Linked DNA regions of Homo sapiens: region 2 is linked to region 1. A link is an interaction called in ENCODE POLR2A ChIA-PET data of the cell type or tissue named here. Cell type or tissue: GM12878. All regions are shown on one strand. Links, peaks and the distances in the headings refer to the core of each region. The heading gives the core; the rest is flanking DNA.

Evidence for each region. ChIA-PET counts read pairs that join two places held together with the same protein. Peaks named below come from ENCODE experiments on the same cell type or tissue, not always from the same donor. Only the 100,000 strongest peaks of a DNase experiment are listed, where the experiment ranks them.
Region 2: POLR2A ChIA-PET joins it to region 1 with 5 read pairs; 9 of 35 experiments call an interaction of 5 or more read pairs at or near these places.

Annotation. Positions count from the first base shown.
Region 1 is chr12:24,994,047-25,001,261 of GRCh38, forward strand. LINC02909 (long intergenic non-protein coding RNA 2909) reads right to left here and starts at 3,419. Exons shown (of 4, transcript NR_171024.1): 1 at 3,186-3,419; 2 at 2,151-2,293; 3 at 1,761-2,021; 4 at 1-281. It also overlaps a transcript of IRAG2 not described here. RefSeq lists enhancers at 3,978-4,107, 4,358-4,467. In GM12878, for the core only: no CTCF peak of the experiment used is centred there; DNase peaks (open chromatin) are centred at 2,285, 3,530 and 4,215; H3K4me3 peaks cover 3,450 bases; H3K27ac peaks cover 4,054 bases.
Region 2 is chr12:25,103,935-25,111,149 of GRCh38, forward strand. It overlaps IRAG2 (inositol 1,4,5-triphosphate receptor associated 2), which reads left to right. Exons shown (of 22, transcript NM_001366544.2): 19 at 75-124; 20 at 427-528; 21 at 3,009-3,116; 22 at 3,883-4,401. The coding sequence ends at 4,126. It overlaps DNAI7 (dynein axonemal intermediate chain 7), which reads right to left. Exons shown (of 16, transcript NM_018272.5): 15 at 6,193-6,306; 16 at 4,355-4,889. The coding sequence ends at 4,614. Among named protein-coding and RNA genes, the nearest start is that of IRAG2, 55 kb to the left of the region's middle. In GM12878, for the core only: no CTCF peak of the experiment used is centred there; a DNase peak (open chromatin) is centred at 4,127; H3K27ac peaks cover 811 bases.

The DNA.
Region 1 (7,215 bases), core at 1,522-6,521:
TGGGATGCTGAACAAAGATGGGTTGCTCTTGCTCTGCATCCACGGGATAGATCCGGAAGGGCAACGGATGATTTCATTCAGTGTAATATGCATCTTGGTAATATATTCAGGGCCTTGCTTCATTTCCACCTTTCTCCAAAAACATATTATCACTTTTCTTTCAAAGTAATTACTTCTGTAGTAATCCTTTTTGGAATGGAAGCCATAGATCATTCAAACTCCCAATCCTTTTCTTTCCGAGACAGCATCTTTATATGAAAATTGTCATAGCATGATGTAGGCTGATTTAAAAAAAGAAGAAAAAAAGGCTTTCTGAAGAGACTGCATTTGCACATTAAAGTCCAATTAAAAGGCTGGGCACAGGCACTTTGGGAGGCCGAGGCAGGCAGATCACTTGAGGAGTTAGAGACCAGCCTGGACAACATAGTGAAATTCTGTCTCTACTAAAAATACAAAAATTAGCTGGGCATGTTGGCGCACGCCTGTAGTCCCACTTACTTGGGAGGCTGAGGCATGAGAATTGCCTGAACCAGGGAGGCAGAGGTTGCAGTGAGCCAAGATCACACCACTGCACTCCAGCTTGAGCAACAGAGCCAGAATCTGTCTCAAATAATAATAATAATGATACTTCATTTAAAAAAGCAACTTAAAGGCAATGATACCTAGAATATAAGCACATTAAAGAGTATATTATGAGAAATAAATAGTGCATTTTACATAGAGTGGGTTTTGAAAAATAAAAGTTATGTTTGGCCATGCATGTACTGGAGAAGGAGTCCATTATCTGGTTTTCTTCTTTTCTTTCCTTTGTTTGTTTTTATTATTGTTGTTTTTGAGACAGGGTGTTGCTCTGTCACCCAGGCTGGAGTGCAGTGGTGCAATCTCTACTGGCTAACTGCAGCCTCGACTTCCCAGACTCAAGCTTGATCCTCCCACTTCAGCCTCCCAAGCAGCGGGACTACAGGTGCGTGCCACCATGCCTGGCTAATTTATTTTTTACTATTTTATTTTATTTATTTATTTATTTTTTATTTTTATTTTTTATTGATCATTCTTGGGTGTTTCTCGCAGAGGGGGATTTGGCAGGGTCACAGGACAATAGTGGAGGGAAGGTCAGCAGATTTACTATTTTATTTTATTTTATTTTATTTTATTTGAGACAGAGTTTCACTCTTTGCCCAGACTGGTGTGCAATGGCTTGGCTCACTGCAACCTCCACCTTCTGGATTCAAGTGATTCTCCTGCCTCAGCCTCCTGAGTAGCTGAGTTTATAGGCATGCGCCACCCTGCCTGGCTAATTTTGTATTTTTGGTAGAGATAGGGTTTCTCTATGTTGCCCAGGTTGGTCTCAAACTCATGGGATCAAACAATCCACCTGCCTGGGCCTCTCAAAGTCCTGGGATTACAGGCATGAGCCACTGCACCTGGCCCCTTTCTTCTAATAGTGCCTCTCAACCATACACCTCCCACCTCATTTGTATTTGGTTAGACAAAGTGACTCCCTCAGATCAACCAGGGATTAATCCTGGAGCTCCAACACATATTTAAAACTACTGGCTTGATAGTCTAACAACATTGTAGATTACCTAGAGAGAAGCAGATACGTTATTTAAACGGATTTCTTGACCTATTTACATGATAAGATTTAATTTCCTTGAAATGCCATTTTGAAAACTGGGATTGGCATCCCTTACAGGTTCTCTAATTAGTTGCTTTCAGATTACTTGGCAAGTAAAGGACTATGTTGTTATGAACCCCACCTGCAGTATATCCCGAACAGGAATCTCCATCTTGGGTTTCTTTTTGTAAAGTCTGCATTTGACCCCTTTACACTCTTTTCCGTGTTCATAAACGTGCTCAGGGTTGGAAAAGCTGTTTCAGTAGAGATGGCATATTTCTGGTGGCATTCGGGGGCAGGTACAGGAGTTGCAGGCATCCATCGTATGCTGTCCAGCGTCTGCACGTTCCCTTGTTTGCTCCCAGTGGGTAGAGAACCCGGCATTGTGGGTACCTTATTAGAACTGTCAGGAGGTAATATTACATAAATAATGAAATAACATGTTAATGCAATTCATTACAGGTTCGTTGGAATTTATTGTTCAGGTTATTCCTTTCACTGCTCTGAGAAACATCAGGTATACTAGACTCACCTGAAGCAGGATGTAAGCGTATAATTTGTCAGACGGGCAATATGGTCTAGTGGATCCAGAATTTGAATATTATTTCTGGCTCTGCTGCTGGCTTCCTTTATGACTAGGAGGGAAATGTCTCTGGGTGTTGCCAGTTTCGGTATCTGTGGATTGATAAGCAGATCGCAAGCATGGATGTTATAATAGGTTATTTCATGGGAAATTAAACAGCAAATCTAATGAGAGGAGCGGGTTACTTGGTCATTTCTTTCTAGGTGCTATTTGGTGCTTTAAGAGGACCTCTAGTATTGGATAAGTTAAAGGAGTTTCAGAAAGTGCATCATAACAACATTACTGAGAGCTCAGAATGTGCTACATGGTTCTGAGGGCCATCTGCGTATTAACCTCATTTAATCCCTGCAGCACACCCGGAGGTCATTGCATGATATTGATGCAATTTTACAGATGAAGAAACTGAAGCACATATGGTTAAATAATTTGTCCAAGATCACAAAGCTAGTAAGCAGCAGAACTGGGGTTTGAACTCAGGTTATTTAAACTCAGAGCCCCAGTTCTTATTCCCCAGTATTTGACTCCCCTTTGCTCTCACCTGGTGATAGAAATGATAATGACCAGGCTGAGCGCAATGGCTCACACCTGTAATCCCAGCACCTTGGGAGACTGAGGCAGGTAGATCGCTTGAGCTCAGGAGTTTGAGACCAGCCTGGGCAACACAACAAAACCCCATCTCTACAAAAGATACAAAAATTAGCTGGCTGTGGTGGCATGCCCCTGTCATTTCAGTTACTTGGCAGGCTGAGGTGGGGGAGTGGCTTGAGCCCAGTAGGCAGAGATTGAAGTGAGCTGAGATCGTGCCACTGCACTCAAGCTTGGGCAACAAAGCAACACTCCATTTCCAAAAAACAAAAGAAAAAGTATGAGATTTAACTTAAAAATAATTTTCCTTCATCTGATTAGAAAGTATAATCAGGATGAGCTTTAGTGTGTTGTTTTTTGTAGAGCCGGGCGGGGACCGGGGGTGGGGGGGGGTCTCACCATGTTGCCCAGGCTGGTCTTGAACTCCTGGGCTCAAGCGATCCTCCCACCTCAGCCTCCCAAAGTGCTGGGATTACAGGTGAAAGACACTGCACCTGGACTATCTTTCTGTTATTGCTGTGGTGGGGAGCACACCAAAATAGTGCCTGTCATCCTCATCCTTCCTAGGCATCTTTCCCAGCACTGCTGCTGTGATTAGTACCTTAACTCCAGCCTAGGCAGGTGCAGTGCATCAGCGGCTCTCTTCTCTAGCTTCTTTTACCTCAGCCCAAGCCACTCTGTAGAAATGGGCTCCACCCATGTCATCTGACCTGTAGGTCTCCACTCTTTCTTCCCAGTTCTCAGATGGTTCTTGGAGCACTGGCGAAGTCAAGCGAAAATAAGGTGGTGAGTTTTCCCCAACGAAATAATTAAATTTTGGCTGATGCTGGCCTTTAGTCATCGAAGGCCGAGAAAGTACCGCCCTAACCAGGGAAAAGCAATATCAGATGTAGGCTGTTCTGTTGTGTCTCAACCTCAAAATGCTTGTGGCAAAAGGGACAAACCTCCAATAAGTCTATATTAGAGGTTCAACAGAGTTCATTGAAAACTTGAAACAAATCTGAAAAGAAAAACACTCTACAAATAGGGAAAAAAGATGGGTAGCTGAGAGTGATAAAGTGAGATTCCCCAGATATGTTGCTGTCACCACAGGCAAATCTCAAATTGTTTTCAATGGAGCTTTTGGAAATTTAAATTAATCCTGCCATTTTCAGGCTTGGTCGTTTGGAATGTGTGTTAGTGAAACGCAGTGATGTAGTTTTATAGACTGTAAGAACCTTGGAGGCACCTGAATTCTTGAAGCTAGAGATTTATTGTAGGTCTTCTCTTGTTCTCTGAGAAGAAAACCAGACTTCATATAACAAGAAGTGAGACAGAAGAACAGTTTTCAGAAGCATGTGTCACTCTGCTATTTTAGGAATTGTTCCAATAAGAGATGTTTATAGTAAGCTTGGTGTGACCCAGCCAAGAAGCTTAATATAACAAGGTTAACTGAATTGTGGGAGGAAAGTTTCTAGCCTATACCAGCTTGCATTTATTAATAATCAGAAAGGTTGCGGATGACAGACTTGCTGAGCATTTACTAAATCTGGTACTTGTGGTTTGCAAATCATGTGATTAACAGCTGCTATCATCTATCCTAGAAACGGCAGGAAGAAGTGTTATTATTTTATCACATAAAATAGTAGTCACAAAGAGAATGAAAACAGTTTAATTTGGCAGATATAAAATTCACTGGTTAAGCAGAAAACCATGCTCTGCCCTCCCACTGAGCTCACTAAAGATGGGTTTCCTGGGAATGTCTCAGTGAACAGATGTTTCTTCTTAGGTTTTGATGAAGAGTTTAGTGGCATCTAATCATTAGTGAAGGGTTGTTTTGGCAAAAGGAATCTCTTGTCTATCTACACACATACTTAAATTTTTTTTTTTACGTATATTAAGGATTTTGCATTAATTACCAATAGGATCTCACATAGATGAATCATGAATGATTGACTGGCTTTCCTAATCAAGTTTTGAATGATTTTAAAAATCAGCCTGCCTGATCTAAGGTTTGGAAGTTCAATGCTCAATAAATAACTTTAGTAAAGGGAGGAAAACATTTTAAAGGAAAAAAACAGGAAAGATAATTACATTGTTAATCTGTTTGGAGTTAGAATTTGATTCAGAAAGATTTCTACAGAGCCTTTTGAATCACCCTGAAATCTGCCAGCTTTTTCCAGGATGCTGCTTTTGTACCTCTGTATACATCATATGCCATTCTTTGCAATAAAATGCAACTTTCTTAGTGATTGAATAATATAGATGTTGATAAACACAAATTATGTCATGTTGTTTACATATACATTCCTAAAGAATAAGAAATATTGTCTACATTGTACATACGTAGTAGATTAACTCATTGAAGTCAGAACAAATGTAGATTTCTATAAGTCCCAAAGAGTATGGATGTCTTAGAGGTTGATGTTGAAGTCTGCAGTTACACTGGTGGTGAAAATCAAATATATAACGAATAACTTTAGGTAAGAATCAAATCGGACTTGTTTTACAGATGTTGCCATGTGTTAGAGGATTTTACTTGTTGCTTTATAGTTTTGGATCGGGCAGATGGTTGAAAAGTGTTGATTCAAGAGCTTTGACTGTATGGAACAAGATAATTGAGGCAATAATAATAATGGGACTCAGAATCTATAAGCCAGAGCAATGAAGCATAGTTCAATCAATAGGAGGAATAAAAAAGATTAGCAACATAAGCAGTATCGATAATCTCTAACATCATTTTACATTACATTTAGCTCACATGAATCCAAGTGGAAATTCCTCTAACAGATTTATAGTTCCACTTCTTAATTTTCTGTTTATAACCCTAGAAATAGCAAACAATATGTATAACATTCTGTGCAGTGCATATAATAGCCACATAATAGATGCTCCTAAATTTTTCCTAGCCTCACTCCCAAGCTGGGATAATTTCCTATTATAGGTTCTCATGGCTCCTGACTATGTAATTATTTATTTGACATTTTTCAGGTTGTCAGATTTAGCTAAAAAAAAAAAAAATACAAGACAGCCAGTGAAATTTGAATTTCAAATAAACAACAAATAATTTTCCAGTATAACTATGTCCTGTGCAACATTTGGGGGCATACTTACACTAAAAAATTAGTCATTGTTTATCTGAGATTAAAATTTTATTGGGCTTCCTAAATTTAACCTAATAGCTCTAGTGGCTTACTTGTTCATAGCTGTATCTTCCACAGACTACGAGTTTCAGGATATTGTTTTCTTCATCATTGTATCCCCAGTATTTGCACAGGGCTTAGCACTTAGCAGAAATTCAATAAATATTGGTTGGCTGTCTAAAGGGATGGATATTAAAACTACTTTAATATATTAGATACATTGGCTCACACCAGTAATTCCAGCACTTTGGGAGGCTGTGTTGGGTGGATTACTTTAGCTCAGGAGTTTGTGACCAGCCTGGGCAACATGGGGAAACCCCATCTCTACCAAAAATACAAAAGATTAGCTGGGCATAGTGGCATGTGCCTGTGATCCTAGCTATTGAGGAAGCTGAGGTGGGAGGATCACCTGAGCCTGGGAGGTGGAGGTTCCAGTGAGCCGAGATTGTGCCACTGCACTCCAGCCTGGGTGACAGAGGGGGCACCATATCAAAAAAAAATGTATTTTAATTAAAAGTATACAAACTGAGCCAGGTGTGGTAATCCCAGCTACTTGGGAGGCTGAGGCAGGAGGATCACTTGAACCTAGGAGTTTGAGGCCGCAATGTGCTATGATCACACCTGTGAATAGCCACGGCTCTACAGCCTGGGTAACAGAGACCCAGTCTCTACAAAATTAAAAATAATTTTAAAAACCATGGAAAATGCAACTGAGGTTCATAGAACTTGAAAGCAAAAGAAGCAGTTCTTGCCATTGGGTTATCTACAAGTGTACCATCTTTATGTAGTAAATAATCAACTAAGATCGCTAAGAGGGAAATTCCTTTTAAAAGAGATAGACTCCAAGCAACTGATTCTCCTAGTACAATTCACTTTCAGTTCTTAATTTTCACTTAATGCCTTTTCAAAGGCAGTTACTGTACAAAGCAAGTTGGGCTTGTATTTTTAAGTATTCTGGCAGATTGCAGCTAATCCTTTCTACCAGGATCGAAAATTAAAAAAGACGTTAAGAGGTTTAGACAGAAGAGACAGGAGATATTTCCAAGCTGCATATGGAGAAGATGACACAAATTTTGAAATCTTTATCACCCCATCTTATTTATTAAACTCCCACCCATGTTCTGCTCTATATTAGAAAAAGCAAAACAAGTTAATCTTATGCAGCTTTGGTAGCTCATGAAGAGCCATTGTTTTCAGTGCACTCTTTATAAGGTTTAGCTTATCAACCACAAAGCAGGGCTCACTTAGGTAAGTCAGGAAAGTTTAGAAGACAGTAGAAGAAAGCCTGGGAAACATGGTGAAACCCT
Region 2 (7,215 bases), core at 2,216-7,215, 110 kb after region 1:
AATTCATTTTCATATGACAGAAAATATAAACGTATATTTTATCATTTCTTTTAACATTTGAACTTCTACTAAAGGTGGCTGGGATGGAAAATAATGATCGATTCAGTAGAAGGTCAAGCAGTTGGTAAGTGTAATTTTATGGTTCCTCTTTGGGAACCTTACTATTTTATACTTGGGCTAACCTAAATGAGTGCTCAAATTAAGTGATATAGTAATGTTTGATTTGTACAAAGTGTAAACAGAATAATTATATAAATTGGTATCTAATTATGAAGTTTTTTATCATAAAGTAGGAGATCTGTGAATGTGCCAAGAAAAAAATAATTAGGACATATAATTTTGTATTTACTTAAGCAGTAGGAAATAAATTGATAATGGCTACAGATGTATTTGATTTGACAAGTGGCTATAATCATCTTTATTTAGGCGTATTTTGGGGTCAAAGCAGAGTGAACACCGTCCCTCATTACCTCGATTTATTAGCACCTATTCCTGGGCAGATGCTGAAGAAGAAAAATGTGAACTAAAGTAGGTGAAGCTCAGTGTGTTTATTAACCTGACATGAACTGGGGCATAAACAATGGGAATCACTTTTATTCCATGGAGATGAAATAATGCTGTATAATTAAAAAGATAATTCATTGTAAAACACTTTTATAAACTGTAAAGCACAATATAAGTGTTATTTGTGAATATTAATACATTCACTCTCATAGCTCTCAGAATGGCAAAGTTTGAGGTCTTAAGTTAGAAAAGACCCTGGAGTTTGCCATATTTGTGAAGATAATTTTTTTCCTGTCCAGGTGTCTGTCTACAATGGGGAAAGGTCAATAAAGAGCCACAGAAGTAAAATGTCCATCTATTTATATATTTTTAAAAACATGAGATATATAACGTACGTATTATATAACATATAGGCACATATGTAACATGTATGTACATCTATCTATCTTCCATTTATGTAAGTGAAGAGTAGAGGAAACATGAAATTCTGAATTGCTATCTCTGTATCTAGTAAACTAAACAAATATACTTCTACAGTGAAAGGTAGAGGGCAAGAAGGAGGGATATGCAGAAATGCTACCTCTGAGTCCTTGGGTGACATTAGAAAAAGTGCCTAACCTTACTTGGTCTCAGTTTTTTTTTTTTTTTTTTTTTTTGAGACGGAGTCTTGCTCTGTCACCCAGGCTGGAGTGCAGTGGCGCGATCTTAGCTCACTGCAACCTCCACCTCCTGGGTTCACGCCATTCTCCTGGCTCAGCCTCCCAAGTAGCTGGGACTACAGGCGCCCGCCACCACGCCCGGCTAATTTTTAATATTTTTAGTAGAGACGGGGTTTCACTGTGTTAGCCAGGATGGTCTCGATCTCCTGACCTCGTGATCCGCCCGCCTCGGCCTCCCAAAGTGCTGGGATTACAGGCTTGAGCCACTGCGCCCGGCCTTCAGTTTTCATATCTGTTAAAGTGAAGGATCTTAAGGAGATGATTTTATGTTTATTTATTTTATTTTATACATTTTCGTGAGTGCCTACCATGGGATGGACACTCTGCTCAATTCTAAGGAATATAAAGATGAGCATGACATGGTGCAATCCTCAAATAATCTGTTTTGGTTTTTTTCTTTTTTTTAAAGTCCTGGGAGCCTACTGCATGTGTTACAAACTCTTTTCAGATTTAGAGTTAACATAATGAATTTGAGCTGGTTGGAAAAAAAAATCAGTTCAAGAGTCTCCTTCAAAAGATTATCTAGTTTTTGCTTTTTGTTAGTATGGTATGATTTCTACTGAGAAGTCTTTGTAAACAAGACTGAAACCTTGAGAATCTTACAGAAATGCAATGCAATTTATTCTGGCTTTTGGGTCTTGTTTTCTTTAAAAACTAAAGTCTATCATATTTATTTCCCATAGATGTTTGAATGAAAAAAAAGTCTTTGAGACACATTTCCCTTTGGCAATTCTGAGGGTATTATGAGCTTGAGATTTCAAAATTCAAATCCAACTAGGAACTCATCAGCAAATATAGTGGAACAATTATGTTTTGCTTAGGTGGAAGAACACCTCTTTAAATAATATGATTTGATTTAAAATGCAGTCAATCAATTGCTATTTCCCAGTTCACTGAATACTAATTTATTTTAACCAGTTTTATACTGAGAATATTTTCAAAAACACGTTTTAAATTATTAAGATTTTCAGAGAAAAACTCTGATGTTACTCCAAGTTAGCACTGATTGGAAATCATACAGAGAAAGGAATAAAATCAATAATAATGAGAAAAGATTTTTACTAATGTTAAATAAAATTTAAAAGGAAGAGATATGGTGCCCACATTTGTTTTATATATACACATACACACACGCACACACAGGTATATGTACACATCCATATACAAAACATATATACAACATATACATACATATTTTTATATATATAAATATATATATTATGGAATATGTGTGTATATATTATAAACTTTGTATAAGCATATATTAATATGCATATATTATATGTAGATATGTGTGTATATATTATATATAAATATGTGTATATATAGTATATATTTATATATACTGCACTCCAGCCTAGGCAACAGAGTTTCTTCTCCAGCCTAGGCAGAGTTTCTCTGCATATATATATGCAGAGAAAGAATTCATAGTAATAACATTGGTTAATGATGAGACTAACTTCTGAAAGTTCTTTTTAAATTTTCCCTTTTTGTATATACTTGGCTAATATTCTATTGTATATACTTGGCTAATATTCTAACTAACTTTCTACACATTTATTATTTTTCTAAATAGAAGAACTTATTTTTAATTAAATTTCTATAAAAGGTTTAAATTATAAATCTGGTGATTTGATTTTTAGAGTTAGATATTTATCGACTTTCCCTAAAACAGAACAAATATTTGTGAGCCTCTTGAGTTACAGTAAGATTCAGCAATATTTTATGAATAATTATAGCATATTATCCTTAGTTTCAAATATTAAAAACAACATTTATTTACAGAACTAAAGATGACTCAGAGCCATCTGGAGAAGAAACAGTAGAAAGGACAAGGAAGCCAAGTCTTTCTGAAAAGAAAAATAATCCATCAAAGTGGGATGTCTCTTCAGTGTAAGTTATCTACTTGATAAATTCTACCATTTTAGTGGAATGGGAAAGGGTGAGGCAGGGCTGACAGTATTAATCCTAATCAAATTACTAAAAGACATGCCAAATTGTTGTATTTAAGATGAATAACAAACTTTGTATGTCAGGTTATCCTTGAACCTATGTTATCTATTTTGAGAGACAGACTACATTCACATAACTTTTACTGTAATATATGTTATATTCTATTTTATGTTAGTTATTGTTCATCTTTTACTATGCCTAATTTATAAATTCAATTTTGTTATAGGCATGTATCCATAGGAAAAAAACAGTATATACTGGGTTTAGTACTATTTTCAGCTTCAGGCATCCACTGGAGGTCTTGGAGCATATCCCACAAGAATAAAGGGGGACTACTGTACACACACATAAGTACATACACAGACATCCACTCTACCCAGCAAATAACATTTTTGTTTCCACTGTAGGAATATGTTGCCTTACCTTACTGAAAGAATGAGATACTTGTATGTACTTATTAGAAGATACTGCCTACATCACGTAATTTTCAGATTCTCATCGTAGCACATCATTTCTTTAATCCTAATAGGTACAAAGGGTGGGAGGCAGATTGTTTCCAAAACCAAAATGATAAATCATAATATGTAGATTAAAAGGCAGTTTTGGGGGTATGAAGGGCAGATCACCTGACTGGTGGTGTTAGCAAAAGGAATGTTTCTAATGACAAATTACCGATTACCAAATTCTATTTGTGTTTTCCTTATAGTTATGACACAATAGCTTCCTGGGCAACAAATCTCAAGTCCTCCATCAGAAAGGCTAATAAGGCCCTCTGGCTCTCTATTGCATTCATTGTACTGTTTGCAGCTTTGATGAGCTTCCTCACAGGCCAATTATTCCAGAAGTCTGTGGATGCCGCTCCCACACAGCAAGAGGACTCATGGACGTCTCTAGAACATATCTTGTGGCCATTTACCAGACTCCGACACAATGGGCCACCACCAGTGTGACAGCAGGACATCCTAATATATGGATCTTGATTTTTAAGTTTCAGTATCTGAACTTCGTAAATTAGTAACTTTTAGCTGGGAAAGTATAGCATGAAACCAGAGGTTCTCAGAATGACTGTAAGATAGCTTACATTTCCTCTTTTTGCCTTTATCTCCCCAACTAAAATACAATGGGGAAGAAGTCTGCCTATGATCTTTGAATGAGCTTTTTAAGGAAGAAATATTATATATTGTTTGTTAAAGTTTATTGAAATAAAGAATCATTTAAATCTTCATAGAGTGAAAGCTGAAATTCTTAACAGGCCAAGTATTCAAAGGAAAAAAAAATACTGTTTTTAAAATAAAACTTGAGTAGAAAATGCAGATTAGAAAATTTTTAATAGTTGATTTGAAATGTATTCATTCACTCATTACATTGTGTTGCAGAAATACCTGTCTTTCACCATGCTTGGTTCTTCATACTTACAATACAGTTTGTAAGTGGAGGTTAGGAGTAGCTGAGCAATCTGGTAGAGAGCAGCATGTGGCACACAGAGTTGACAAACTGACAGTTGGAACTCCTGACTTTCTCCATTGCTTCCTCAGAAGCAAAATCCTTCACCATGTGATATAAAGTAGAATGAAACTCAGTTTCTTCTTTAAGTGCTTCAGAAAATGCCTCACTCTCTTCCTTGATCTTCAGTCTTTGTGCTCTGTCACCACTAAACATTAAAAGGGCCCAATTAGGATTCTCAGTACATGCTTCAGTAAGGTGTTCCCTCACCTAAAAAAAAAAAAAATTCAAGCAAGTTGTTAATAATTCCTCTTCTATTCAGTATTTTGGTAGCAGATTATTATTTGAAGGGCTCAATTTATCCCCCAAAATTGCAAAGGTTAAAAGAAACAGTCTATGTGTTCCATTACTGGGTTTTGAAAAACCATCACACTGTTTATATTTTGGTGATTATGGAGCTTATCCACATGTATTAATTCATGCAACAAATATTTATTGAGTGCCTATCATGTGTGAGGTACTGTTCTAAGTGCTGGGGATATAACAGAGAAAGAAAACACAGAAGAAATATAGACATACAACATATATAAATAACAACTGCAACAACAAAGCCCTGCCCTCAAGGGGCTTATATTTGAGTGGGGGAAACACACAATAAACAAGAGCAATAAATACAGTGGCTTGTTTAGGCCAAAATATTCATCAGCTTTTAGAATTTGATATGGTTACTACCACCTGATAACAAGAAGGTATCAGGAAGTTAAGTTGGAGGACTAACCCTCTCAGAGGAGAGGGGCTGTAAGTCACAGATATATTAATGTTAAAAGCCTCCATTTGTTGTTTTTTTTAAGAGATGGGGGTCTCACTCTGCTGTTCAGGCTCGGGTGCAGTGGTGTGATCATAGCTCACTTCAGCCTCAAATTCCTGGGCTCAAGCGATCCTTCCACCTCAGCCTCCCAAGTGGCTGGGATTACAGGTGGGAGCCACTGCACCCGGCAAGGCTTCCATTTGTTCTTGAGTCAATTTGTAAACAGATACAAGGACTCTGGCCTGGCTTGAAGTCAAGAGCTTGGACAACAAAGGCATAAACTTTATATAATTTAGATTTATATTTTTGACAAAAAATTTGAATTTTTTTTTTTGAGATGGAATTTTGCTCTTGTTGCCCAGGCTGGAGTGCAATGGCATGATTTTGGCTCACCACAACCTCCACCTCTCAGGTTCAAGCGATTCTCCTGCCTCAGCTTCCTGAGTAGCTGGGATTACAGGCATGCGCCACCACACTTGGCTAATTTTGTATTTTTGGTAGAAACGGGGTTTCACCATATTGGTCAGGCTGGTCTCGAACTCCTGACCTCAGGTGATCTGCCCACCTCAGCCTCCCATAGTGCTGGGATTACAGGAATGAGCCACCGTGCTTGGCCCAAAATTTGAAATTTTAAAATTCCGTATTGAATGTTAATTTTTTTAACTTTTCTAAGAGGGGAAGCCATGGTCTACATTCATTTAGTCTTTGAGTACTTTATCTTCTTTTGGAGGACAAAGTAGTTTTATGGGTTTCTACATATCATACCTTAAATACGACTTTTGTAGAATTACATAGTAGGTTCCACTTGCTCCAACCAAATGCAAAAGCAGAACTTAGTAGGGCCATCTGTCGATAAGCTTTCACTTCTACCAAAGGAACCTGTCAATATAAAAACAAATAGAATTGATCTTTGAGCCTCCCAACAAGTCTTCCTCCATCTTTGGCCTCCTTCAGTCTATTTTCAACACAGACGGATCCACTTAAAATTGTAAGTCAGAGTACATGACTCCTCTCTCAACACTGGGCAATGGCTTTCCTTTCTCTGAGAATAGAGTCCATAGTTAACAAACGACTTGCACGGCCCTCTGACATCCCTACTCCCGACTCCACATATACCCCATTACCTGCCGACCTCTTTTTCTTCTCCCTTTGCTCTCTCAGTTCCAGGCCCCATGGTTTCCATGGTGTCCCTCCAATCCTCCAGCACACCAAGCCACTCCCTCGGGGCTCTTGCTCCAGTTGTTTACCAGGAAGCTGCTTCCCCAGATGTGCACATGGCTAAAGTCCCCACCTTTGAGTTTCACTCAAGTGTTATCTCTCATTAAGCTGCCCTCCCTGACACCCTATTTAATATGGGTGTCATATGGCCTCAGCCTCACTATTCCGGATCTACCTTTTCTTTTTTTCCATAGCACTTTTCACCTTTTTAACATACTAATCATTTATTTTTTTAAATGTTTTCCTTCGACTGTGAAAGAAAACAAAGGTAAGGACCTTTGTTTCATTCATTGCTATATCCTAATCATCTAAAATAGTGCCTAGCACACAGTGTTCAGAAAAAAATATTTCCTGGAGTAGAATATTCTGAAAGCATGAGCAGAACACTACATTCAACAATGTAGAGTAACAGGCAATTTGAGTTACTAAAACCAAGGGTTTTTTTCCTATGCATATATGTACATACACTTATTTCTAAATATTATATAAATATCTACTTATATTGTCATTTTCTGATACATTCATAAATATTCTTGAGTACAGAACTCTTCTGCCTACAAATTCACTTTT